5 separate regions of the Homo sapiens genome follow, and regions 2, 3, 4 and 5 are each linked to region 1. The links are chromatin loops, found by intact Hi-C in ENCODE. Cell type or tissue: PC-9. All regions are shown on one strand. Region 1 has its middle 180 kb from the start of MIR5702. Region 2 has its middle 14 kb from the start of MIR5702. Region 3 holds the start of LOC105373914 (a long non-coding RNA gene). Region 4 has its middle 320 kb from the start of MIR5702. Region 5 has its middle 520 kb from the start of MIR5702.

Region 1 (5,000 bases):
CCACTGATAGGCTATCCTGAGTAGAAGGGAGATAAGATGGCCCTTCTGGACAACTCAAAGGGATCCCTTTTGAAAGTGAAAATGTTTTGAAGTTTTTTCATGCCTGAGCTAAATACAGGCACTGCATCTTCTTATATGTAAACATGGGGCTTTTGATAGGTAGACACCATCTTCTAAATCCAGCAACACCACTGAAGTCTGATGGCCGGTAGAAGAATAATGTAAATTTTTCCAAAATGCTTTGAATCTCTGGTTCAGTCAATATAATTTTATTCTTTAGAGCTACACGGTCCCATAAAGTAGGATTAGCCACATAGGGCTATGCCAACTAAAAGTAATTAAAATTAAACAAAATGAAAAATTCAGTTCTTTAGTCAGAGTGATTCCACATCAAGTGCCTAGTATCCATTACTGTGGAAGGTTCTATTGGTTCTGTACAGTGCTGTCTATAGCCATTTCATTTTATTAACATCTGATGTCTTTGGTTGCTTGCTTGATTGCTAAAAAAGGAAAAGTGGAAGGACGGTGGAGCCTTGCTTGTCCATGTTAGGAAAACGTTTATTTCAGCCTCTACAGGGCTTCTTATCTAAAAGTCTTCTATGCTCACTCTTATTGGGTCCTTTACATGGGTCCATTCCAGCTCCTGCCTTGATCCTGTCTAATCAATCCTTCTCACTGCTTCCAGCGTTAGCATTCTTTTTTTTTTTTTTTTTTTTTTTTTTTTTTTTTTTTTTTTTTTTTTTTTGAGACGGAGTCTGGCTCTGTTGCCCAGGCTGGAGTGCAGAGGCACGATCTCGGCTCACTGCAAGCTCCGCCTCGCGGGTTCACGCCATCCTCCTGCCTCAGCCTCCCGGGTAGCTGGGACTACAGGCACCCGCCACCACGCCTGGCTAATTTTTTGTAATTTTAGTAGAGACGGGGTTTCACCGTGTTAGCCAGGACCAGGGTTAGCATTCTTAACCACAGGGCAATGGAAGTTATTTTTTTCCTAGGAAAACTTCAACTCTTCCCCATTACTCACAGAGTAACTTTTACTTACCTTGATTTGGATTTGATCTGGCCCGAACCAACCCTTTCAGCTCTTTTTCTGTTTCTCTGACTATCCTATGCCCTGGCCACACTCAAATTCAAACACCCTTGGCTGCCTACCCACATAACTTTAGTCTTTTGCTCATGCTGTTCCTTGGAGCTCTAGGAAACGTGTCCATGCATCTTGGTTCAGTTTATGTGCCAGAACCTTTGTGAAAACTTCACAATCTCGCTGAACCAAAGTGTGTCACTACCTTGTCTAAGTGCTCACAGCACTTGCAGTTCTATTACATTTTTTTTCCACTTAAATTTTTACGTGTTTAACTCTCCTACTGGGTGATAAGCTTTTTGATGCACAAGATCTTGCACCTCTGTGTCCTGCATAGCTTTCTACACATAGCTGTTTAACAAGAAATACACAAAGAGAGTTGAATTTAATTTGGGGTGAGGATAGAAAAAATGGTTAACTGGAGTCAGGGAGGGTGTGCTTAGAGAACCATTGCTGGGGGTTGTGTAGGATTATAAAGGATGCAGACTGGAGGAGGACTGAGGTTAAGATGAGAAATCTACCCTTGGCAGTGCTGAAAAACATAACAGAATTGTGCGGCAGCACTGCAGGCTGCCAATGTTTCATAGGTCACAAAACACCACGAGGCATTCCTCCTGATGGAGGTCAACCTCCAGCAGAGTGAGTCACTCTCTCCCTGTGCCCATGAGGCCCTTAATCCATGGCTCTGCAATATTCCAAGGCCTCAGGCTGAGCACTTCCTGGTGTCAGGGCCACCCTCTTGCTCTATCCTGCCTCCTTACCATGCACACTGCCCCATCCATCCTAGGGCCCAGTTTCATGCATCCCATAAGGAAGTTTGCAGTAAATTCTGACTGAATAAATTCAACTGTGAGCTAAGACCTGAGTGAAGGTAACCACAGGCAGAATCTAAAGCATGTAGATTGCCGAGTACAAACAGGAATGCGGAATATGTTGCCGGAGTAATTTTATTTATTTTCAAACAGCGCAGGGTCTTTGGGTCATCTCCACCATTTAACCCAGCGATATCTTGGCATCCCTGGAATGCTGAATGCTGTTTGATCAGTCATCACGTCTCCTTTCCACAAAAGGGCCTGTTTTTACTGAAGATAAAACTCTCTTTCCTCGTCTTCAAAAGGAAGCTCAGTACATTACAAAAAAAAAAAAAAAATTCCCCCTTTGACTTTTTCTCACTCTAAGTTTCCCAGGGGTCGATGTGAAGTGAAGGAGAATGTGGAGAATTGGAGCTGGAAGTGTTAGGAACCTAGAGCTCTTTTCCACGAATGGGAGGGAAGTTCATCAAAGCACATGTGTGGTCAAAGAAGCTTAAAAATAAACCTGATTTCTAACACAGAAAAGAAAAACTCATTAAGCTTTCAATAAGCTGCTTTTTTCAAGGAATAAAAAAATAAAAAAAGAGAAAGAAATGTCTGCCAACAGAGGAAAAGGCAATACACTCTTCCAAAAGGATCTTTTGAGTAAAAGGAACATGTAAATTCCAAGAAAAGTTAGTTAGAAAGAACAGTTTATTCTCACTGGTTCCTTCTCATCACATCAGTATTTATTTCCCCAAATGCCCTTTATTTATTCATTTTAAAGTATTATAGGTGTCTACATGTTGGTCAGGGCATAAGGAACTTTTCTTACCGCAAAGACCCTTTGGGACACCAAGCAGAGACCTCAGCTATCCTTTTAAATTCTCAGGACTCTGAAACCTAATGTCTGCGTAGACTAACAGGAGGACTGCTGGAAGAAGGCAGGAGCCCAAGTAGTTAGCACATAGGCCGCTTACCAAGAAAATCACCAGGGTGTTCCAGCGTGAGCTGGTTTGACATCAATCCATACGATGGGGTTAGCGTGTGCCAGCTTCAGACTGTGTAACTTCTATTTACCGAAACTGTAACACATACTCATTGTGAGCTACAATTATCCACAGTTTAGTATGTTTATGAAACTATTTTGTGGTTATTTATTAAAAATAAAATTTATGTGTGCTTATTGAAGCTATATTTTGGCAGGCAAAAGAGGTTGGCAGAAATGTCTGAGTCAACAGCGGGCACTAGCCACTCTTTATGTCGTCATATAAAAACTTGTCAAATAATATTTAGTTTTTAATCTTCAGTTGCAAACATAAGGTTAGTCATGAAAAATATTCTGTGAGTTGGTCTCCTTGAAACAGGAGACTGGGTGTTTGGATTTAACTAAAGGTGATAATTAAGTTTCTGGCTTGTTTAAGGGTGATCTGTTATCCCTTTTCTCCCACCAACTTCTACTACCTGTTTTTTTATCCATGTTCCTCTTCCTTATGTCTTTAAGAGCTGTTTCATAATGATTTTTCATAATATGAGCTGTTTATCTACCAATACAAAAATGCAAAGACAAATGTATTACTCATGATCAAGGATAAATTATCCTGCCTGTATGGTCATGGTAGTATTCTCTTGGAGATCTTTTGGGAGCAAATGGATTATTTATTTTTTCTGAAATTTTTAGTTAATTATTTTATTTATTTATTGAGACAGGGTCTTGCTCTGTTTCCCAGGCTGGAGTGCAGTGGTGCAATCACAGCTCACTGCAGCCTCAAATTCCTAGGCTTAAGCCGTCCTCCCACCTTAGCCTTCCAAGTAGCTGGGAGCACAGGTGCATGCCACCACACCTGGTTAATTTATTTTTCGTAGAGATGGTGTCTCCCTATGTTGCCCAGGTTGGTCTCAAACTCCTGGGCTCTAGTGATCCTTCCACTTCAGCTGCCTGAGTAGCGGGGAACACAGCCACGTGCCACCGCACCTGGCTAATTTTTCATTTATTGTAGAGATGGGGTCTCCCTATGTTGCCCAGGCTGGTCTTGAACTCCTAGGCTCTAGCAATTCTCCCACTTCAGCCTCCCAAAATGCTGGGATTACAGGTGTGAACCACCACACCCAGCTAGTTATTTAAATCACTATACTTACTTTCCAAGGGCCTTTTAAGAAGGAGGTTCTTCTTCTTTTTTTTTTTTTTGTTTTTTTTGTTTGTTTGTTTGTTTTTGGAAGGAGGTTCTTCTTAAAGTGGCCACAGTTAGCTTCAGGAATGTATAGTCCATCATAATTAACTATGTGTACTTACACACAAACTGGAATCATAGGAGTTTGTTCATAGGGATCCTGAATGGATAGAAAAATGGCATTAAGTAAGGGGCCTTGGGATTAGAAAGGATATTCTATGAATAGGTGGAAAAAGGAATTCTTTGTCTTTGACTCTACTTGCATAAAGATTCAACAGGAGAAGAGGAAAGATTTAGTATGGAATTGTTCAAGAATAAATCTTTCGTAAAGGGGAGATTCTGAGATGTGATAAATTGGAGTTGAAAAGACAGCCCAATGTACTTCTTGCTACTTCCTTAAATACCTTGAGTATGAGTCACTGCTGAGGTTGTGCTTTAGTTTTCCTTGAAAGAATTTCTGATCTCAACCATAGAAGACATTTGTAAATTTTATATGTCAATTGTCTCTCGTGTCTCTGGAGTTTTGCTTTGGTTCTAGTAGAAGAGCTGTTTTGAGCATGCCCTTGTTGACAGCGATTTGGTCCTGCAACAGAGTATTTGCTGCCAAGTAACCTAATCCACACACATTTTATTTATTTATTGAGTATCTTTTGTGAGCAAAGCTCTGTGCCAGGTGCTATAGAGAATGTACACCTAAGAGCCATTCCTCTAAGAAGGATGTAAAGTGAAAAAATGTGTTATCTATGAGTGGTCTCTATACCATAGTCTACAGAAGTTTGGATGCCATCATAGGGTTGAAACCTTATTTTGGATCCACCAAACACAATAATTCTGAGAACTGCAGGAATTTGGTATATTTGAAAACAAACATGCAGCAGAATAGGGCAAGAGAGTGGAAGGGAGGAATGTGTCTGGATCAGTAGGATCCAAATGAACCCATCACATGGTTTCAAAAGTCTT
Region 2 (5,000 bases), 200 kb before region 1:
CTTTCCCCAAAAGACCCCACACCCAGCTTTTTCAGATTTAATTTCAAACTTTCTGACCTCACTGACTGACCCCCAACCTCTATATTTGGTCAACATTAATACCTTCATCTTGTCTTCATTTTGCAATTTATTAGATTTGGTCTCATTTCTATGTCCTCCTACCCCAACCCAAGCTATCCTCTCTCCTTTGGGTTGTGCACACCTGAAAACAATTCTTAAGGTAAAATGCCTCCTGGACTGGCCTATGCTCTACAATTTTGTTGTTGTTGTTTGTTTGTTTGTTTTTGTATTTTTAGTAGAGATGGGGTTTCACCGTGTTAGCCAGGATTGTCTCGATCTCCTGAACTTGTGATCCGCCCGCCTCAGCCTCCCAAAGTGCTGGGATTACAGGCATGAGCCACTGCACCAGGCTGATTTTTTTTAAATTAGGTTATTGGATTTATTACGTAATTTTATTTTAACTTTTAAGTTCAGGGGTACTTGTGCAGGTTTGTCATACAGGTAAACTTGTTTCATAGGGATTTCTTGTACAGATTATTTCATCACCCAGGCATGAAGCCCTAGTGCCCATTAGTTATTTTTCCTGATCCTCTCCCTCCCCACACCTTCCATCCTCCGTTAAGTCCCAGTGTATGTTGTTCCCCTCTATGTGTTCATGTGTTCTCATCATTTAGCTCCCACTTATAAGTGAGAATGTTTTTTCTCACACTGACTTTGAGAAGTTTTCTTGCCTCCCAAATCCCAACAATCATCTCTAGGATATGGTATTAGGGTTGTTAAAGGAAGCTTTTTGAAATCAGATCACTGAAATATAACACTTCAATGATTCATTCCTTCATCTTCTTTCTATCTTTGATGGAATGCAGAGAAATCTGGGAGAAGTGACACAAGAAATCTCATCAATAATGTTTTCCTTTGATATGTGCTGGGTATTGGGGTTGAGTCCACAATCTTCACTCTACTGTCCCCACTGCGTGTAGCAGCTATGGGGATTGGAGACTGACCCAGCTCCAGGGAGAAAGGGACCCTGATTAGTCTTGGCCAAACATGGTAACCTTCTTCCCTTTATCAGTAACTGGTTCGAAAACTCAGACAGAGTGTGATATTCTATGTATGATGGCTCAGGGGTAAGTGACATATGTTGATCTAGTCAGACAGAAGAGACAGCTTTGATTCAATGTCTGGGGAAAAGCACCTTCTTGTTCCTCTCCCCTCTCTCCCCAGTCCCTTGTTGCTCCTTGGACATGAACAATGAAGCATAGGCTCCTAACTGATATACATAATAACCCTATAACCACATGGAAAACAACCTTGGAATGGAGCTGACATTGTGTTTAGCAGAGCAGAGACAGAACGGACCTGAGTGTTTAGTGACATTGTCCAGCCTCTGGATTGTCCAGCCCTTGTCAAGACTTCCAGATAAGTGAGTCATACTTTCTGCATTATTTAAAACAATTGAATTAAAAAATCAAATGTAACGAATACAATGAGTTTATTAGTGTTTTTTTTCTGGGATAGGGTTTTGAGTACTGGAGAATAAATAGAGCAATGAAGGAGGGAAAAGAAAAGTATTTCCCAGAGGAGGACTGGATGGAATAGGATATAAGGAAAGACAGCTAGGAATACCAAAAAATGAACTCTTCATACTTTGAAACATGTCTGAGAGTCAGCACTCAATCCAAGTAGTCTGGAGATGGGATTATTTTTTCCCATTAATCAAGGTTAAAGACTCTTTTTTTGAAAATTTCCTTGAAACCCTCCAAATTGCACCAGACTGATGCAGAAACTTGTCCTGTATTTCCAGACAAAGATCATGAGGTTGGGCCACGAGTCCAGCAAATAATAAGGGCTAACATTGACATTTATAAATCACTTTCCACTTTGCAAGGGACTGCTACTACCCTACTACCTGATTTCATTTGAGTCTTAGGACAGTTCTCTAGAGTAAACTTATGATCTACATTGTACAGAGGAGGTTAACTAAGACTCAGGGAGATGAAATGATTGGCATGGAGCCATGTAGCTTGTAATATCACATGCAAGGCTCGATGCTGGAGTTCTGACTCAGGGCTTTGCTGCTGCCACCATCTCTCTGCCATTCCACTTGGCCTCCACCCTTCCCTGGCAGGCAGCTGCTTCCTCTGAATTCACGATCAGCTTTCCTTATTGGCATCTCCTTGGGAAGGCCGCCTCAGGGCCTTCCTTATCAGTTTGTGGTTGCTAGATTTATCTTACCACAAAAAGGGCTTTATTTCTTGGCATCTAATCCCCTTCCTTATCTACTCTCTCTTCATCATTACTAGGCTTCCTGTTGGTTTTGAGGTATGAACACCCTGGGTCGACAACTGGAGTCAATTTCTGCATTTGACTCAAAGGAAATTCAAGTGAATGAATTCCACACGATGGTGAACCTAGTGAATCTTAAGTAATTCCCAGGAAATGCTCTGAGAGTATAGAACAGGTATCAGTAATCCTAAATAATATGAGCTCCGAGTGAATCAACTCTTTGGTTTTTAGTAACACCTGTGAGACTACTGATGTCTCACCATAAATAAGAAAAAAGGGAGAAAAAAAATGAAAAGGGAAGAAGAAATAGGAGAAGAGGGAGAGATGGAAGAAATAAATATATATGCAAATATCAGGAGTCAGAAAATATACATATGCAATAGTTTTCTGACCTCTAAAGTTTTTCTTCCATATTTGAGTTAATTTAGGCATTGTTTAGTGAGTAAAATTAGTTATTCCACCAAGGCTCTTGAGTATAACTGAATGCATTCATCAGTCATTTGTGTGATGATGACATTGGGTTAACACCTGACAAAATGGCAGATGAAATCAATAAGCTACTGACTCACAAACCCAGTTGATTTGGCCCCAAAACACCTTTGTTTATTTATTGACTCTCATGCAAGGATATTGATAAGTTATAAAATAGCCTTGATTATTTTCTATAAATTGTTTACTTTTCCTCCTCCTCCTAAGCCCTTACAAATTAAAATGGGAAGTAGAAGTTTTGAATTCACAGGTTAAATATCATTTTAATCCTCTGTTCCGTTGTAGACTTGCATCTTTTTCGAGACAGGGTCTCCCTCTATCACCAAGGCTGGAGTGCAATGGTGCAACCAAATCTCATTATAGCCTTGACCTTCTGGGTTCAAGGGATCCTCCCACCTCAACCTCTTGAGTAGCTGAGACCACAGGTTGGTGCCACCATGTCTAGCTAATTTTTAAACTTTTAAAAAATAGAGACAGGGTCTCACTATGTTGCCCAGGCTGGTCTCAAACTCCTGGGCTCAAGCAATCCTCCCACCTCGGCCTCCTAAAGTGCTGGGATTACAGGCATGAGCCACCACACCCGGCTCAATTGCATTTTTGATTGTCAAAATCCCTCTCTGCTTTAGTGAAGATGCAATTGTTTTATATTCTGTCCTATAAATATTATAGTTTAGCTAAGGTGACACTTGGAGGAGGATTAGAACATGTCAACCAGGGACTATTAGGTCAAGAGAACTTTCAATCATATTTCCTCTAGAACTCTGGCCCTTCTCTGTTACTTGTGATGTCTTCAAATCCCCTGACATGGGGGATATTTGTGTTCAGGGGTCTATAACCAAGAAAAATGATCGGGTGAGTATCATACACATGTCAACCCTGTCTTTTAGAATCAGGTGGCAGCTGATTTGTTTAAAGCATTGATGAATAAGTGGAACTGGGAGAGAGAACATTTGACTCATCTTTTAGGATGCAGAGAATCCTTGCAATCAAGGAACATTAAAATAAACCATGTAATGGTGGGTGCATCTCATTAGTTTCACTAGTAGAACTGTGAAATTTATTGAGAAAAATTAATGGCTGGGTTTGACACAAATTGCAATTGTTCATAGGCAGAAGGCAATATAAGGATTTCAAATACACCAGAAGAGAGAGTTATGGTGTAGGTAAGCATGTGAAAACATCTTCAAAATCTAACCATATAACATTCAGTTGTCATACTGTGTATGTAGTAAAAAATGTTCAAATGAACAGACACCATGGCATGCACATTTAAAGTTGTTTTTCCGGATTGATCCTGGAGAACTTGTTAACTGGAACAAAGTCATAAATTGTGCAATCATTCAGAATTTGCATTCATGTAAGGAAAGATTTTTAATGTTCTCCTGCTTTTACTTTTTTTGGACTTTGTCATTCCTACCTCATTGCCTTGGTGTGCATTCATGTGGCATAGCTCAATGGTGCAGCTTCCCCTTCCTGCCCCACCCCACCTGCTTGTTAATATTCTGTCCAATCCAAAGTGAAGCTTAGATGAGGGCCAGATAATATTAGCAAGTCACAATTAGGGCAAAGGATATGAACAAGCCATGCTGCTGCCTCATGCTATTTACAGCTTTTCTCTCTTAAGGTTTCTGATCTGCGCGTGTTTGGCAACGCTAAGAGACAAAGGGAGGTCATCTTTCCAGTTCCTGTTTCAAAGAGAAAAACAGGCACAATAGCCACAGCAGTAGTCACTGAAATAGTTACTTAGCACATGATATAAATGCATTTACATCCATTATCTCGTTTAATCCTTTCAACAACCCAGGGAGGAAGGTAATATTATTGCATTTGACAGATGAGAGAAAAGAGATGCAGAAAAAGTTAGGTAATGAGCTCAAAGTTGCACAGCTGGTGAATGGAAGCATTAGGCTTTAAACCCAGATTTGTCTGTCACTAAAGCCCGTGCTTTTGTTACTGTCCTCTACTGCCTTTTTAAAAGCAAAGTTTTGAGAAGGTAGGGATGAGATGGAGGCCACTGGTTGGTTACATGGTCTTTCTATATTTGTCACACACTCTCTCTGTTGCATTTTCCCTCTGGCTTTTCTATCTGCCATATCCAGGCAAAAAACAGCAAGATGAACCAAGATGCTAGTTGTCACTGATTTTGAAGTAAAAGAAATTAGCTAAAGTAAACGTGAGAACACTATTCTGCCATGTTCCTACATTCTCTGCTCAGAGGCTCCTCT
Region 3 (5,000 bases), 590 kb after region 1:
CAACCCTCTCCCCCCTCCTCCCTTCTTCTATTTTGGAGTCCTCAGTGTCTGTTATTTCCGTCTTTGTGTCCACAAAACATACAATTTAGCTAGAACTATTAGCCTTTCCATCAGTTCAAGTGTCTGCTTCATGTGGAGGATAAGAAATGTTTTCTTCATTGCTGTATTCCAAGCACTTAGCAGGGGTTGGCTCATGGTAGATTCTCAATAAATATGTATTGAGTTTGTAAAGAAATCAAAACTTACTTTATTTTCTAATATAACTGAAAAGGAGGATGTAAAAATATAAAATCAGAGTCTAATAACTACTTTACATATTTATTTTAAAAATTAGATTATACCTATCTGTGATATAAATTTCTCTACATAATCATTATTACATTAGAAATAAATTTAATTGAGCCATCATGATAAGGGGATTAGATTGAATACCCGACTCTGAGTTCCAGAATTGAATAATAGGACCTCATACTTAAAAGAGTTCTGCAACAAATCCAGCATAGAATTGGAAATCCCTTTAGAATTTGAAAATTGAGACCAAGAGAATGTAAGTGAATCATCCAAGATCACAAATGATTTAAAATTTAAATACTTTCCAACTTTACAGGCAAGTGTAAGCCCCTGGATTTTGATCTGTAGCCTCCTAGAGAATTCCAGCTGCCCTGTGGACCAAGCACTCAGTCTATGCTCTGAGAAGTGGATACTATTTGGGAGAAAAGGACCTTTGAAGCTACTAGAATATCAAATTGTGCAAGGGAAGGGACACAGGGTGAGGTAGTTGTCTCACCCTCCTCTCTTCTCCGGACCTGCAGAGCAGGGGCTGATCCCTGGTTGGCTCCCGGCTAGATTCCCAAAGACTTTAAAGGCTGATTGGTTCCCAGTGAACTTCTAAGAAGAAGTCGGTTCACTATTGGGCGATGGGTTCACTGGAAGCCCAAACGTCGCCATTATACAAAATACGAAAGATGAGAGAGAGCTGAGACAGAAGATACCAGACACAATACTATTCAGGGGTAAGGGAGAAGCCCAGTTATCCTTTTTGCTGCTCATTCCATTCCTCTTTGTCCCTCTGTTCCTCTTTTCCTCTTGTAACTCTCTCTCATCTCTCTTTTTTCACAAACTTCTCTCTGTGCCTCTCTTTCTCTCTTATCACTGACATTCTACTTCTCATTAAGAGCTTATTAGACCTGTACCATTACTCCTTCCACTGATAATGTCAGTCATATGTCTCTCTTTAACTGGTAGATTGGCAAATGGAATTCAATTTACTTTTACCAACTTTTGTTGAAGGCCAAACAGTGTTTCTAGGAATAAGTCACAGTTGCTAACCTCAGTGACTTTAAAGTCTAGGCAGACGGTTAAGACCTTAGGCAAATAATGGTCCTTCAATTTTCTTAAGTAGGAATAGATTTGATCACATCTACCTGAGTGAACCAGAACAAGCATATGAAGTAAGTAGGTAATAATTGAATTGAACAATTATTTACCACAGTAGGTAATTAGGCGGAGAGACCTTAGCTTGTTTTTTCAATTGTTAGTGTGGAAGAAAATACTAGATAAGGAGGATGAAACTAGTTTGGGGAGAGATTTCCATGCCAGGCTCCGAAATTCAGAGATGATTAAGTAGTTAGCGATGATTCTTTGAAAATATATTTAAATATAAAAGTGACATACAGTATTTGTTACATGTAACTTAAGTGACCCAAACTGACTAGAATCAACTAAAAAAAAAGATAACTCGTGAAAATAAAACAAAAGCAGATGGAAAGTGGGGCACACTGCTTGTTTGTGTGGTTGCTTGCTTGTGGTTATTTTTTATCTATCAACGTGATTAGTTATACGACATATTTTGAGAATCATACGTTTTGCCAAAAATTAAAATAATTAAAAATTGAAATAAAACAAACGAAATTTAAAAAACATAGAAACTTAAGCCTAGTATAATTTTAAGAACTACAAAGAAAGCAAGCATTTATTTAGTAAATATGCAAGAAAATAATCAGATTCTGCTCCCCTTTCATTCATTCATTCATTTTTCTCAACAAATAAATACTAATTGTCTGTTTTGGCCAGAACTATTTCAGGGATGAAAAGGTATCCCTTTCTTCCTTACTTTAGAGAAATGTAGATTTTGTGGTAGAAGCTCAGCATATCTAAAGACACCCAAATAGAATATATTCTACACCACTTTGAAGTAGTTTGAATGTCACCTGAAACAGAATATTACTTCTAATCCATTTCAGGCCATCTGTTTTTTTTTTGTTTTTCACTTTTCTCTTATAGACTAAATATTATCATAGTATTAGCACATATAGTATATATCAATCTATATAACATATGGTATTGGGAAACATTTTTACTAATAGGGATATTTACAAGAGAATTATGTCTCATTACGTATGTTCACAAATTTTAATAAACTCCTGTTTCTGCCCATTGCCAAAATGTTTCCTATCCTCTCAAGAAATAAAACTGTTACTTTGTTTTTGGTTGAACTCATAGAATATTTTCTTTTTTAGGGTAAAATTATTACTTTTCTTACATAAGTCATATCCTAAAGTCATATATTAATATGTTGAATTCCATACCTCACCAACTGGGATATAAATGATATAAATTATGTTTGAAGTGGAAAAAAAGCTTTTAAGATGGGCTGATGGCCATTGTCTTAAATATTACTTTCCCAACACCAGGGGTTACACCTGGAAACTGTTCATCATAGCCAAAAAGGCAGGGCTCCTTGGGATGTGGCTCATCAGAATGACTAATACAAAGTCACTTTTCTCATAAATCTGCCTATTCTCCCACCATCTGTTATTTGCATTTTTCCAGAAAGTTAAAAAAATACTGATGGAATGTTTTGACCCAATTGCAGTTAAATTCACATGGTTTACTCTTTGAGTTCCCAAGATGACATTTCAGCCAAGCCCTATAGTGGGGTGTTGCATCAGAAGATCTTCTATTATACAATGGGAATTCCAGGTGAGACATCTAGAGGCAAAAGGCGGAACTGCTTAAAAATTCAACTATCATTAGTAATATTTTGTTTCATATCAATTTTGAGCTACAAAAATCATCTAAAAATATGTACCCATCACTGAATTACTACCCTCTGTTCAACTCATAAAACTTTACATGTTTTAGCATGCCAGACATATGAGCTTAGTAGTTTTTTTTAATTTACAATGATTTGATAGAATGATTTGCATAGATTTTAAACTATCAACACCAAAGCATATTTCCAATTCAAGGAAAATGTATACATATAGAATACATATTATGTGTTATGTCTAGACATGCACACAGACATTTGAGCTTGGACAAAAGCAAGGTCATGCCTGTTTAAAGCTATTAATCTAGATGATGTTTCATTAAAACCAAAGGCATATGTAACATTTGTAATAAAAGCCAAACAAACAAATAAAAACTTTATTTGCCTAATTACATCTAAGACATTCTACTGGATACTGAGCTAATAGTGGTAAAAAAGGCAGAGATGGTCTCTGCCCTCATGGAGTTTATAATCTAGTATGAAGAGAGAGAGACTTCAAAAAGCAACAATAACAGGATGGATTATTACAAATTACAGGAATTGCTATGAAGGAAAGCAGAATATAAACTCATGGAACTGTAGATGTTCATTGACAGAGTGGCTTTAGACATCATCTAGTGATCAAATGTGATATTTCACAAATAAATAATATATTATTTGTGATATAATTGTGATATAGTCTAAGGTGATTATGGGATCTGTCCAAGGTCACATAACTATAGGGGGCATACATCAAATAAGACATAGAGAAAATTGACAGTTGATTATTTTTATTGCAAGAAGAGTTTGAAAATTTTTAATTAATTTTTTATTGACATAATAGATGTACATAATTCTGGGGTATATGGGGTAATATCATACTTTCATATAATTTATAAAGATCAAATCAGTGTATATTAGGGTTCTCCAAAGGGACAGAACTAATAGGATATATGCATATATGAAGGGGAGCTTATTATGAAGAATTGACTCAAAAAATCCCAAGGTGAAGTCCCACAATAGGCCATCTGCAAGCTGAGGAGGAAAGAAGCCAGTAATGGCTCAGTCCGAGTCCAAAAGCCTCAGAAATAGGGAATCAAACAGTGCAGCTTCAAGGCCCAAGAGCCCCCCGGCAAATCACTGGTGTAAGTCCAAGAGTCCAAAGGCCAAAGAACCTGGAGTCTGATGTCCAAGGGCAGGAATAAGGGATGGAAGCATCCAGCATGGGAGAAAGATGAAAGCCAGAAGACTCAGCAAGCCCTCTTCTCCCACCTTCTGCCAGCTTTGTTCTAGCTGCACTGGCAGCTGATTGGGTGGTGCCCACCCACATTGAGGGTGAGTCTTCCTCTCCCAGTCCAGTAACTCAAATGTTAATCTCCTGTGGCAACACCCTCACAGACATAGTCAGACCCAATACGGCTATTTAGGCATCCTTCAATCCAATCAAGTTGACACCTAATATTAACTGCCATACAGTGTGATTGGGTATACATCACCTTAAATATTTGTCTTTTCTTTATGCTAAAAACATTCAAATTATTCTTTTCTTGCTATTTTGAAATAAACAATAGAATCATGCTACTCATCTATCAAATGTTAGGTCTTATTTTTTCTATTTAACTGTATATTAGCACCCATTAATCAACTACTCTTCATTTTTCCTCCCTTCTACCCTTCCCAGCCTCTGGTGACCACCAATCTACTTGCTATCTTCATGAGATCCACTTTTTTTTAAGTTCCCACATATGAATAAGAACATGAAATATTTGTTTTTCTGTGCTTGTTTTATTTCACTTAATGTAATGACCTCCAGTTCCATCCATGTTGTTGCAAGTGACTGGATTTCATTTTTTTATGGCTGAACAATATTCCACTGTGTACATATACCACATTTTGTCTATCCAGTCATCCACCGATGGGCACTTAGGTTGATTCCATATGTTGGCTGTTGTCCCTAGTGCTGCAATAA
Region 4 (5,000 bases), 140 kb after region 1:
TTCAGCTTTTTCATATGATTACAGAAAGTGTTTCCTATCCTCATACCTAATCACTAAACTAATAGGGCTCTGGTATATTACCAGTGCAAGATTCAAACTCTATCTAATCAGGGTCTTTGCCCAATTAAAAAATTGGTTTATTTGTTTTCTTGATGTTGAGTTCCTTGTATATTTTGGATAATAACCCTTTATCAGATACATGGTTTGAAAATATTTTCTCCCATTCTGCAGGTTTCTTTTTTGTGTTGGTTATTTCATTTTCTGTGTAGATTCCTTTCATTTTGGCCTACTTGTTTGCAGCTTCCACACACTGCACCTCCCTGTTACATCTCTTCTATGCTCAACTGGGTTTAGGAAGAACTACTTGGGATATTCAGGTATTGTATTTGAACTATAAGTCTATAGATACCAATCTGAAGCTGTGAGGGAGAATTTGTTACTATACGACTGTAAACAAGTAAACAACCTATTTGTACTTGACGTAGTGCCTATGACATGACCGATTTAATACAAAACTATGGAACACGCAAGATTATTTTTTGAGATGTTAAATATGACTTCACAAACTTACCTAACCTTTTGCTAATGCATGTAGTACCAAAAAGAAAAGATGGTTTTAGCTTCCTTTACTCAAAATATGAACATTAAGTATTGCGAATTTCTCTGCCAAGTGGTTCAGAAATACAGAATAACCCAGTTAAAAAAAGAAATTGTAAACCATCTTGGTCAGTCTACTCTATTCTATGTTTATATGTTATTTTCTCAAGCAATCACTTCATAATTATGGAGTTTACAAAATGATGAGAAAGAAGAGGGAAGGCAAAATAGCCTCTACTGCATTACAAGGAACATCAGCATAAACTGTACAAAGAATCACATCATTTCCATACCATGAACGTAGAAAGCAGACCAAGTTTACAAATGATAGGACAATGCGTTCTCTGCAATAGCCAAATACAACAAAACACTTTGAAAGTAAAGGTGAAAATTGTATAAAGAGAAAATACAAGCCTTTTAAATAGCATTATGCCAAGAGGTGAAAAGAAAAAATTCATCTCTTGGTATATTACAATTTCTTTATCTATTGATCGGCTCTTAGGTAGTTTACACATCTTGGTTACTGTGAATAATGCTGCAATGAACATGGTGGTATAGATGCTGATTTTACATGATAAAATATCTTTTTATCTTTAAAATATTTATATAAAAGATATTTTAATATATAATATATTATAAAATTATAAACTATAAATATACTATAAACTTATATGGTAATATTTATATAAAAGATAACATCTTATAACTTAACTTCAAAAATGCTGATTTTATTTCCTTTAGATATATACCCAGAAGTGGGATTGCTGGAGTAGTTCTATTTTTAATTTTTTGAGAAACCTCCATACTGTTTTCCATAATGGCTATACCAAGTTACAATTTCACCAACAGTGTACAAGGTTCCCTTTTCTCCATACTCTCACCAACACTCGTTATCTCTTTTTCTTTTAATAATAACCATCCTAACAGGTGTGAGGTGATATCTTATTGTGGTTTTGGTTTTCATTTCTCTGATGATTCATGATGATGAGCACCTCTTTGTATGCCTGTTGGCCGTTTGTGTGTCTTCTTTGGAAAAATGTCTATTCAGATTCTTTGCTCATTTAAAAAATTTGGTTGTTTTCTTCCTGTTGAGTTCCTTGTATATTTTGGATAATAACCTTTTATCAGATACACGGTTTGCAAATATTTTTCTCCCATTATGTAGGTCGCTTTTTTATTTGGGGGATTATTTCATTTTCTGTGCAGATTACTTTCATTTTTTAACTATTCACAATGATGCTTAATACTTACATAATAGGTAAGAATGTTAAGAAGATGTTTTAAATGTACCAGATACAACACAAAGAAGAATTTAGATTGATACACCAATGACATAAATGCTTTTATATTATTTACCAGCCTCCAGGCACTATGCTAAATCTTTTCACCTAATTCATTTGCTCTTCATAATAACCTTATGAAGTAGTTACTACTTTTATTCTTATTTTATGTGATGAGGAAACCAAGAGAGGTTAAGTAATTTTCCTTTGGTCTCATAGCTGTTAAATGACAGAGCTGGAAGTTGAACTCCATTAAACTGGCTCTAAAACCTGCTTGGTTAAACATTGCAATATGCAGTCTCACTTTTTTGTTAGCTAAACAATTTTATAAATGCACAAATCTGTGAACATGATACAGATACCAGTGTAGGCTCATGATCTCTCTGAAAGTCCTAATAATACAGCAGATAAATTTGACTGGGAAATTTTGATGAGCATTGGGTTTTCTATAGCTTTAAACAATCTACTTACACTCCTCAGATTGAAGATAGATATATTAAAACTGCCTACAAAATAATAATACATGGAAGTGAGGAAATCATGAACTGAGAAAAAAATAAGGTGAACTGAGAGTTCAGTTAGCAATCATGCTGCACACCTGCTGGGCTGTGAGGTCAGAATCTGAGGCTAGCGAGGCATCCTGAGAACGGCCCCTCGATTGCTGTGCTCTAGGCATCTGGGAGACTGTTTTCAGAAGAGATGGATCATGGACTTGTCTGGGGTTGGGTTTCATAGCAGTAAATATAAAAAAAGGAAACGTGATGAATTTCACAACTTACATCGCCTGTAGGATGAAAAGCAAAGCTAATAACTTATGAGAAATACATCTATTGTTGGAGCTAGAAATGAAAAAAAAAAAAAAAACATTCTCCAGTGGTTGCTCACAGAGAGACCTTTGTGCCTATCATGAAAAATATTCTCAACAACATCTGAGTGGCAAAAAAATAGGAATGTCATAAGACAAGGCTCGTGGCATGACAGCTAAAAGTAATCCAGCAAAAGTACTGACCTCATGTGAGGTCTCCAGGCACGATATTCCCATGATCCAGGCTTGTCCTTTCTTGACTCTTTACTCCTAGGTCCCTTCTATAAGCATAAGGAGCTTAAATTTTTTTGACTCATTTGTTTATTTTATTTAGCATGCCCAAATGTAGTCAGTAATTAGGATGCGTGTGTGTGTGTGTGTGTGTGTTTGTGGTCGGGGAGGGAAAAGAAACCAGGACTTAATAATCAGTTCTAATGTATCTACAATTTATATAATGTGAGACACTTCTGCAGGATCTGCATTTCTGTTTTGCATAAACACAAAATTAGGTCTAGCGATATTAGGAAATATATAATTATTAGGAGTGTAGTGGTGGTGAGAGCCTTAGAAAGCTAGAAAAAGTGGCAAACTAACGTTGGCCTGGATTGACCCTTGCTGTATGGTAAGCTCCAAAGGAAATAATTGAACACATTTTTTCAGTCATTTATTTATTTCATGATCAGTCATATTTGGTATCATGACAGATGGTGGCAGAGTTCTGCTGAAATAGAGTCAGCTTTGAATAAGACAGTGTGTGAAAACTCAGTAGCTCTTCCTACAATAAATTCATTAATATTCAGCAATTGCCTTTATCTTGTGCTTGAATGTGTTCGTGTTTGGGGTTCGAGCCTCATTACAGATATGAACACTTCTATAAAGCAGCACCAGTTTAAGCTGTGATAAAGGAATTTAAATGCTATCCACACTATTCAGTAAGGGCCTAGAATAATATTCTTTGAGAAAAATTGCTTTCTCCCACATTACAGTTGTATTTTAAATTGGAGTTTATCTTTTTCTGTGTAGTCTAATTATTTTTATTATTTTATAATTAAAATGACAGTTAGATTAAAAAATTTTAGTAGAATTACTACCCTAAAGTTACCAGTTTTCAGCTTCTGTAAGTCTCTGTTCCCTAGTTTGATTTCCACTTTGGAAGGGCAATGCCATAGTTTTGGAAAGAGGAGACATATTTTATGTGATTATAGAGAATGAGTATTTTTATTCTTTCTTTTTTTGAGATGGAGTCTTATTCTGTTGCCCAGGCTGGAGTGCAGTAATGTGATCTCAGCTCACTGCAACCTCCGCCTCCCGGGTTCAAGCGATTCTCCTGCCTCAGCCTCCGGAGTAGCTGGGATTACAGGCACCTGCCAACACGCTCGGCTACTGTTTTTTTTTTTTTTTTTTTGTATTCTTAGTAGAGATTGGGTTTCACCATGTTGGCCAGGCTAATCTTGAACTCCTGACCTGAGGTGATCCACTCACCTTGGCCTCCTAAAGTGCTGGGATTACAGGTGTGAGCTACCACACCCAGTCCTCTCCATTCTTTAGAAATAATAAAAGGGATATGGTTTGGCTATCATCTGGAATGAGATTTGGCTCCACTCAAATCTCATCCGGAATTGTAATCACCATGTGTCAGGGGTGGGGCCTGGTGGTAGGTGATTGGGTCAAGTGGCAAACTTCCCCCTTGCTGTTCTCATGATAGTGAGTGAGTTCTCATGAGCTGTTTTTTTTAGTGTGTGGCACTTCCCAGTTTCCTCTCTCTTTCTCTAGTGGTCTGCCATGGTAAGAAGTGCTGGCTTCCCCTTTGCCTTTCGCCATGATTGCAAGTTTCCTGAAGGCTTCCAGTCATGCTTCCTGTTATGTCTGCAGAACTGTGAGTCAATTAAACATTTTTACTTTATAAATTACCCAGTCTTGGGTAGTTCTTTATAGCAGTGTAGAAACGGACTAATAAAACATGTACGTTTAATGTCTCCCAAGTACGGGATTTTTTTCTTTTTGTTATTCTTCATGTCACATTTGGTTGCTATAGGTAGGAGTGTGAATCACATAATGGATTTGTTCTACTATCCAAATCTTATACCTTTAGACTATGAGCCTTGCAAGGGGGTGAAACATTTTATTGCAGTAACCATCAGCACAACAAAATTCTGAATTGCAGATCATTGTTTTATTGGAAACACCTGACTCATTGATTTTGATTGATTTTAAATCTCCTCTCAGAATCAACTGAAGTCCTAAATCCTCTACACATTCTTACTTAACTCCTTTCCCTTTGATTAAATGCTTTAATCTCCCATTCTTACGGCATCTCT
Region 5 (5,000 bases), 340 kb after region 1:
GAATTTAGTTGCATGGCCACACCTCACTACCAAGAGGCAGGAAGATGTGGTGTGCCTAAGCAACTCAGCACCCAGATATACACTAGTACTCTGGAAAAAGCAGAACAGATTTTAGTTGGACAAATAACAGTCTATGTTGGACATACAGAATTAGAATTTAGACACATGCATCAAAAACGAGTTCTTCTTACCTCTTCCTTCTGGAAGGAACAGTATTCATTCCATTTTGAATGCTATGACCAAAAGTATTCATCTTTTGGTCCAAACTCAAAATGGTTTTACTGTCCCAGAAGAATGTGAAAGACAGAAAGTAACAGAGCATAGGTTTGGGCTTCAGCAGGATAGACAAAAAAGAATGGTCAGGACCCAGAGATAAGAAAGCTCCATTTGACAAGATAGAGGATCCAGAAAGATCCAGGTGTGAGATAGTAGAGAGGATAAGAAAGGGCTCTGATGACAAGAAGTAGAGACAAAGCAATGGAGTTTCATGTACATGTCTGTACCTCCCTCAAACTCTGGGAAGAGCACGCTTGGAGCTGGTCATGGGAACCAGAGCAACAGGTAGAAAGTTCTGGAAGAAAATGCCTGGCTCCTAGAACCCTGATACGTGGTCACGAAGAATAAAGCAAAGGTCTATTCACTAGAATCAGGATGAAAAGAGCGACTTAGCTACAAAAGAGATGAATAAAGAGTGGCTCAGCTAAACATGTAGATTGTTGTTATTTATTATTCTTAGGAGTTTAATAAGGTCTCATGGACTAGAGCAAGTTAAACCTGCAGGTGTCATTGAAATACACCCAGCTATGGTTTTGAGGTGCTAGGAGCAGCCAAGGAGTTAAACCATCTTAGCTTCTTGAATATAATGGAACGAAACTCCTAGTCATATTATCTCCTTAAATAAAACTGAATAAAACTCTAATCTCTTGATTATTTTTAAGAATGAACAGCTGCTTTTTAGATAGGAAGCCAAAGACTATATAAATTAGAAAAAGAATCAAAGTCAAAAAGATTTTTAAGGAGAGAGAAGAAAATGACAGTTAAGTGATTAGAACCCTGTTATAAAAATCAGTAAGGGGTACAGAGTGTCACTCAGGGAAGATGAAAAAGTTCTGGCAATGGTTTGTAGTAGTGGTTGCACAAAATATATACATATTTAATGCCACTGAATTGTATGCCTAAAAATGGTGAAAATACCCGGGTGCGGTGGCTCACGTCTGTAATCCCAGCACTTTGGGAGGCCAACGCGGGTGGATCACCTGAGGTCAGGAGTTCGAGACCAGCCTGGCCAACATGATGAAACCCTGTCTCTACTAAAAAAGTACAAAATTAGCCAGGCATGGTGGCACATGCCTGTAATCCCATCTATACGGGAGGCTAAGGCAGGAGAATCATTTGAACCCGGGAGGCAGAGGTTGCAGTGAGCCAAGATTGCGCCATTGCACTCCAGCATGGGCAACAAGAGCAAAACTCCATCTCAAGAAAAAAGGAAAAAAAAAAGTTAAAATGATAAATTCTAATTCTCTTTTACTAGAATAAAAACAATGTTTTAAAATTAAGAATTGAAAAAAATTAAAATAATGAATAGAGTGTAAAGCAATTATGGTATTTAAAAATTTGCATATGTCAATTATTAAGTGAAAAGAACACAGCTTTCAATGGGCCTATATGTTGAATATAAATATTTTACCATTTTCTCCTGTCTTAGACCATTTACTGGATCTTGAAATTTTCATTGTTAAAGTTAAGGTAAAAAAAAAAAAAGTAATATGAAGCAAAAATACATAAATTTAATTAAAGAAAATAAATATGTGAGACTGTGACATACAGGAGAGCAACAAGAAAACCCAGCCTCAGCCACATGTTCCAGAAGAGCCTCCAATCTGTGCAGGCTCCTGAACTGGCCACCCTGATCACCCACTACTTTCTACCAGGCGGGCTCTTTTCCCAGTTCTATTTTAGAAAAGAATTAGATGTCTAGACACCTTCTTACATTCCTGTTACCAAAACAAGTTGAGAGATGTTTACATATTTTTAAATGCTAGAGACTACAGATAGAGAGCCTTCTCTGCCCACACCTGTGGTCAGTGGGCAACCTGGAACATGATCCCTCATCACTGCTCCCTGCTACTCATAACCTTGTGTACTGATCTTTGTTTGAGCATGAATTGGACCTGTGACTCGCTCCAAATTAAAACAATGCAGCAATATTGATGACATCATCAACCTTAAAAGATGAGATTTGGGAAATATGACTAAGTATAAAGTTTATTTGAGTGCAGAGCTTAAGAGTAGCCACCTGGGAAACACAGACTCCAAAAGAATGGGTCAGCATTCCAAGGTGGGGAAAGTAAGGTTTCATTTATATAGGCGAAGACAGAGAAGCTTAACAAGGTTGCAGCATTTTTCAAAACAGGTTAGTACATGTGTTATAGTGATTTGATTGGTTACATTCGGAGGAAAACTGCCTTAACTTTCTGTAGGGAGGGGTAATGGTTTTGATGGGTCTTATCTCTGGTGCCGTTCAGCCTTTCCTAATCATTTACAGGGCAAGAATGAGGAAGAGATATGATCTATAATCAGAAAAGCAGAACTTGCAGCTTCATGCTTTGTGACTCAGGCCACATAGCCACATTCCTCTTAAGGTTTAAAATAATTTAAAGTTCCAACAGCTTTAAGTTTGAATTATTTAATTTCACAGGATGAAACTAACAAGAATAGGCTACAAAATATGGTGAATTCTACCTTGAGTTTCCTTTCTCACTCTCTTGATGGCTCATTACAGTGGAAGCCAGCTGCCAAGTTGTGAGTTTCCCAGTGGAAAGACCTTAGTGGCCAGGCACCTGTATCTACCACCAACCGCCAGTGAGGAAGTGAGGCCTGCAAGTGGCCAGGAAAGTGAGCTTGTAAGTGGATCCTCCCTGCAGTGTCTGTTGATGTCTATGAAAGACCGTGAGCCACGGGCATCCGGTTGAGCCACATCAACACTCTTGACTCATAGAAAACATGAGATACAAAGTATTTGTTGTTTTAAGTCATGAAATTTTGGGAAATTATTTTTCACAGCAACAAACAACAAATATACACCTGGGTAGTGCATAACGGTGATTCCTAAGCAAAGCAGGATGAGAAACACCTTGCTTATCAAAAAGGTGCTAAGCAAAGATGGCTGGCAGTTCACCAAAAATCCATGGTGACCTTCCACAGTGTAGAATTGTTGCTGGAAGCAGCTGCCAGGACAAAGACTAGGATTTCCAGCTCCATCTTCACCTCTTCATTATTATTATTTTTTAAGATGGGATCTCACTCTGTTGCTCAGGCTGGAGTGCAGTGGCATGGTCATAGCTCACTGCAGCATCAAACTCCTAAGCTCAAGTGATCCTTTAGCCTAGCCTGAAGAGCTGGGACTCCAGGCATGTGCCACCATGCCCAGGTAATTTTCAAAAACGGTTTTGTAGAGATAGGGTCTTGCTATATTGCCCAGGCTGGTCTCAAATTCCCGGCCTCAAGCCATCCTCCTGCCTCAGCCTCCCAAAGTGCTGGGATTACAGGAGTGAACCACTATGTCCGGCCCATCTATTCACTTCTAGGTGCCATGTGACTGGTTTTCACTTACAATAACATGTGTGGGAATGATTGTGGCACTTCCAGGCCTAGGGGTTAAGCCACAGATGGGCCAGTCCTGCCCTCTTTTTTTTTTTTCCATGCCATGCTGGGTCCTGAATGACCAGAAAGAACAGTCCTGACTCACTCATAGAGGACAGGAGCATTTGCTCTGAACTATTGTGAACAGAACATCTATTCTGGGCAAGAAATTAACTTTTCATGGGTTAAGCCAGTGAAATATTGGGGGTTGGGTGTTTAGTTACAGCAGCTAGTGTCACTCTAAATAATACAGAAATTCAGGAGCATAGCTTGAAACACTGAGATGAGACACTCCTCATGGAGAGTGAGTGCACACATACTTAGCAATGTCTAGATGCCAAAGTCAGAAGTTTTTATATTTCAGAGCAAAGTCTTCCAGGTAGCTGTGGTCTCTAGGGCAAGGCACAGGGAGAAGATAATATGATATGGATTAGGGTTGGTCATATCCAGTATCATCACGTGCAGGAGGGAGAGGAGAAATGAAAAGCCTTGTGTGTGTGTTTTTTTTTCATCTCTGTTTCCTTACTACAAAACTCTTGTTAAGTATAGTAAATTGTAGGTGGTTTAGTATTTGAAACTAACTCACAGAAGACCAAAAGGAGAGAGAGGAGAGAGAGAGGTGGCAGGAAGAGAGAGAGAGAGAGAGAGAGACAGAGAGAGAGAAATTTTTTAGGGAGAAAGAAAAGTGAAGAAATGGAAAAGGAAAAGGGAGAAAAGGTCATACAGTTTTAGTAAATATTATTCTATTTTAGCAAGATTGAGCATTTTGTAAACTGTTTCTGGAAAACTGTAATTGGAGTTCTTAAATTGGGGTTCAAAAAAGGAGATCTGAAAATCTCAATATTTTCTACCAAATGTCGATATTTATACACACAGATTTTTTTTTCTGGAATTGATGATCCCCCTCCCCCAAGTTTAAGAACCATTTCTCTAAAGTGACTTTGGCCATATTATTTAGGGCATTTTGATTTAATCTTATTCTTGCCAACTTTTTGCCTCCTTAAAAGTTATTACCAAAGGAAAATTTTATAAAAGCCATATGAAGAATGTGTATTTAAAAGCAGGTTGTATGTGTTTGAACAATGCTTGTTCTGTCTGCCTCTACATTGCTTTCTTAGATTATAAACAGAAACCATGCCTTTTCCCCAGAAAAATTACTTTATCAGAATACCTAAAACCAGGTTCCTTGCAGGATAGAGCATAATAAATGCTATTGTTTCCTGCTGATGAAGTGTCTAACCCAGTTCACACACAAGTCAATGAAAATACTGAAAATAAAACTTATATTTTCTATTCCACTGCCTAGTTAATAAACGTTGACATGCATAATTATTTTAGATGTAGGAAGACAAAACAAT

Evidence for each region. Hi-C counts contacts between places; a loop is a spot of excess contacts. Peaks named below come from ENCODE experiments on the same cell type or tissue, not always from the same donor. Only the 100,000 strongest peaks of a DNase experiment are listed, where the experiment ranks them.
Region 2: a loop joins it to region 1, with 11 times the contacts of the local background. A loop is called at or near these places in 3 of 110 quality-filtered maps.
Region 3: it touches region 1 in a loop (13-fold over the local background); 3 of 110 quality-filtered maps call a loop at or near these places.
Region 4: it touches region 1 in a loop (7-fold over the local background); 2 of 110 quality-filtered maps call a loop at or near these places.
Region 5: a loop joins it to region 1, with 17 times the contacts of the local background. A loop is called at or near these places in 2 of 110 quality-filtered maps.

Annotation. Positions count from the first base shown.
Region 1 is chr2:226,475,264-226,480,263 of GRCh38, reverse strand. No RefSeq gene overlaps it. Among named protein-coding and RNA genes, the nearest start is that of MIR5702, 180 kb to the left of the region's middle. RefSeq lists a silencer at 1,857-2,151 and an enhancer at 1,789-2,339. In PC-9, no CTCF peak of the experiment used is centred here; DNase peaks (open chromatin) are centred at 1,893 and 4,453; H3K27ac peaks cover 931 bases.
Region 2 is chr2:226,670,679-226,675,678 of GRCh38, reverse strand. No RefSeq gene overlaps it. Among named protein-coding and RNA genes, the nearest start is that of MIR5702, 14 kb to the right of the region's middle. In PC-9, no CTCF peak of the experiment used is centred here; a DNase peak (open chromatin) is centred at 2,208; H3K27ac peaks cover 2,402 bases.
Region 3 is chr2:225,887,524-225,892,523 of GRCh38, reverse strand. LOC105373914 (a long non-coding RNA gene) reads left to right here and starts at 933. Exons shown (of 7, transcript XR_007088110.1): 1 at 933-1,013. LOC107985992 (a long non-coding RNA gene) reads right to left here. Exons shown (of 3, transcript XR_001739907.2): 3 at 3,806-5,000. In PC-9, a CTCF peak has its summit at 2,938; a DNase peak (open chromatin) is centred at 2,923; H3K27ac peaks cover 1,245 bases.
Region 4 is chr2:226,333,037-226,338,036 of GRCh38, reverse strand. No RefSeq gene overlaps it. Among named protein-coding and RNA genes, the nearest start is that of MIR5702, 320 kb to the left of the region's middle. In PC-9, no CTCF peak of the experiment used is centred here; no DNase peak of the experiment used is centred here.
Region 5 is chr2:226,134,836-226,139,835 of GRCh38, reverse strand. No RefSeq gene overlaps it. Among named protein-coding and RNA genes, the nearest start is that of MIR5702, 520 kb to the left of the region's middle. In PC-9, no CTCF peak of the experiment used is centred here; DNase peaks (open chromatin) are centred at 2,255 and 2,535; H3K27ac peaks cover 1,426 bases.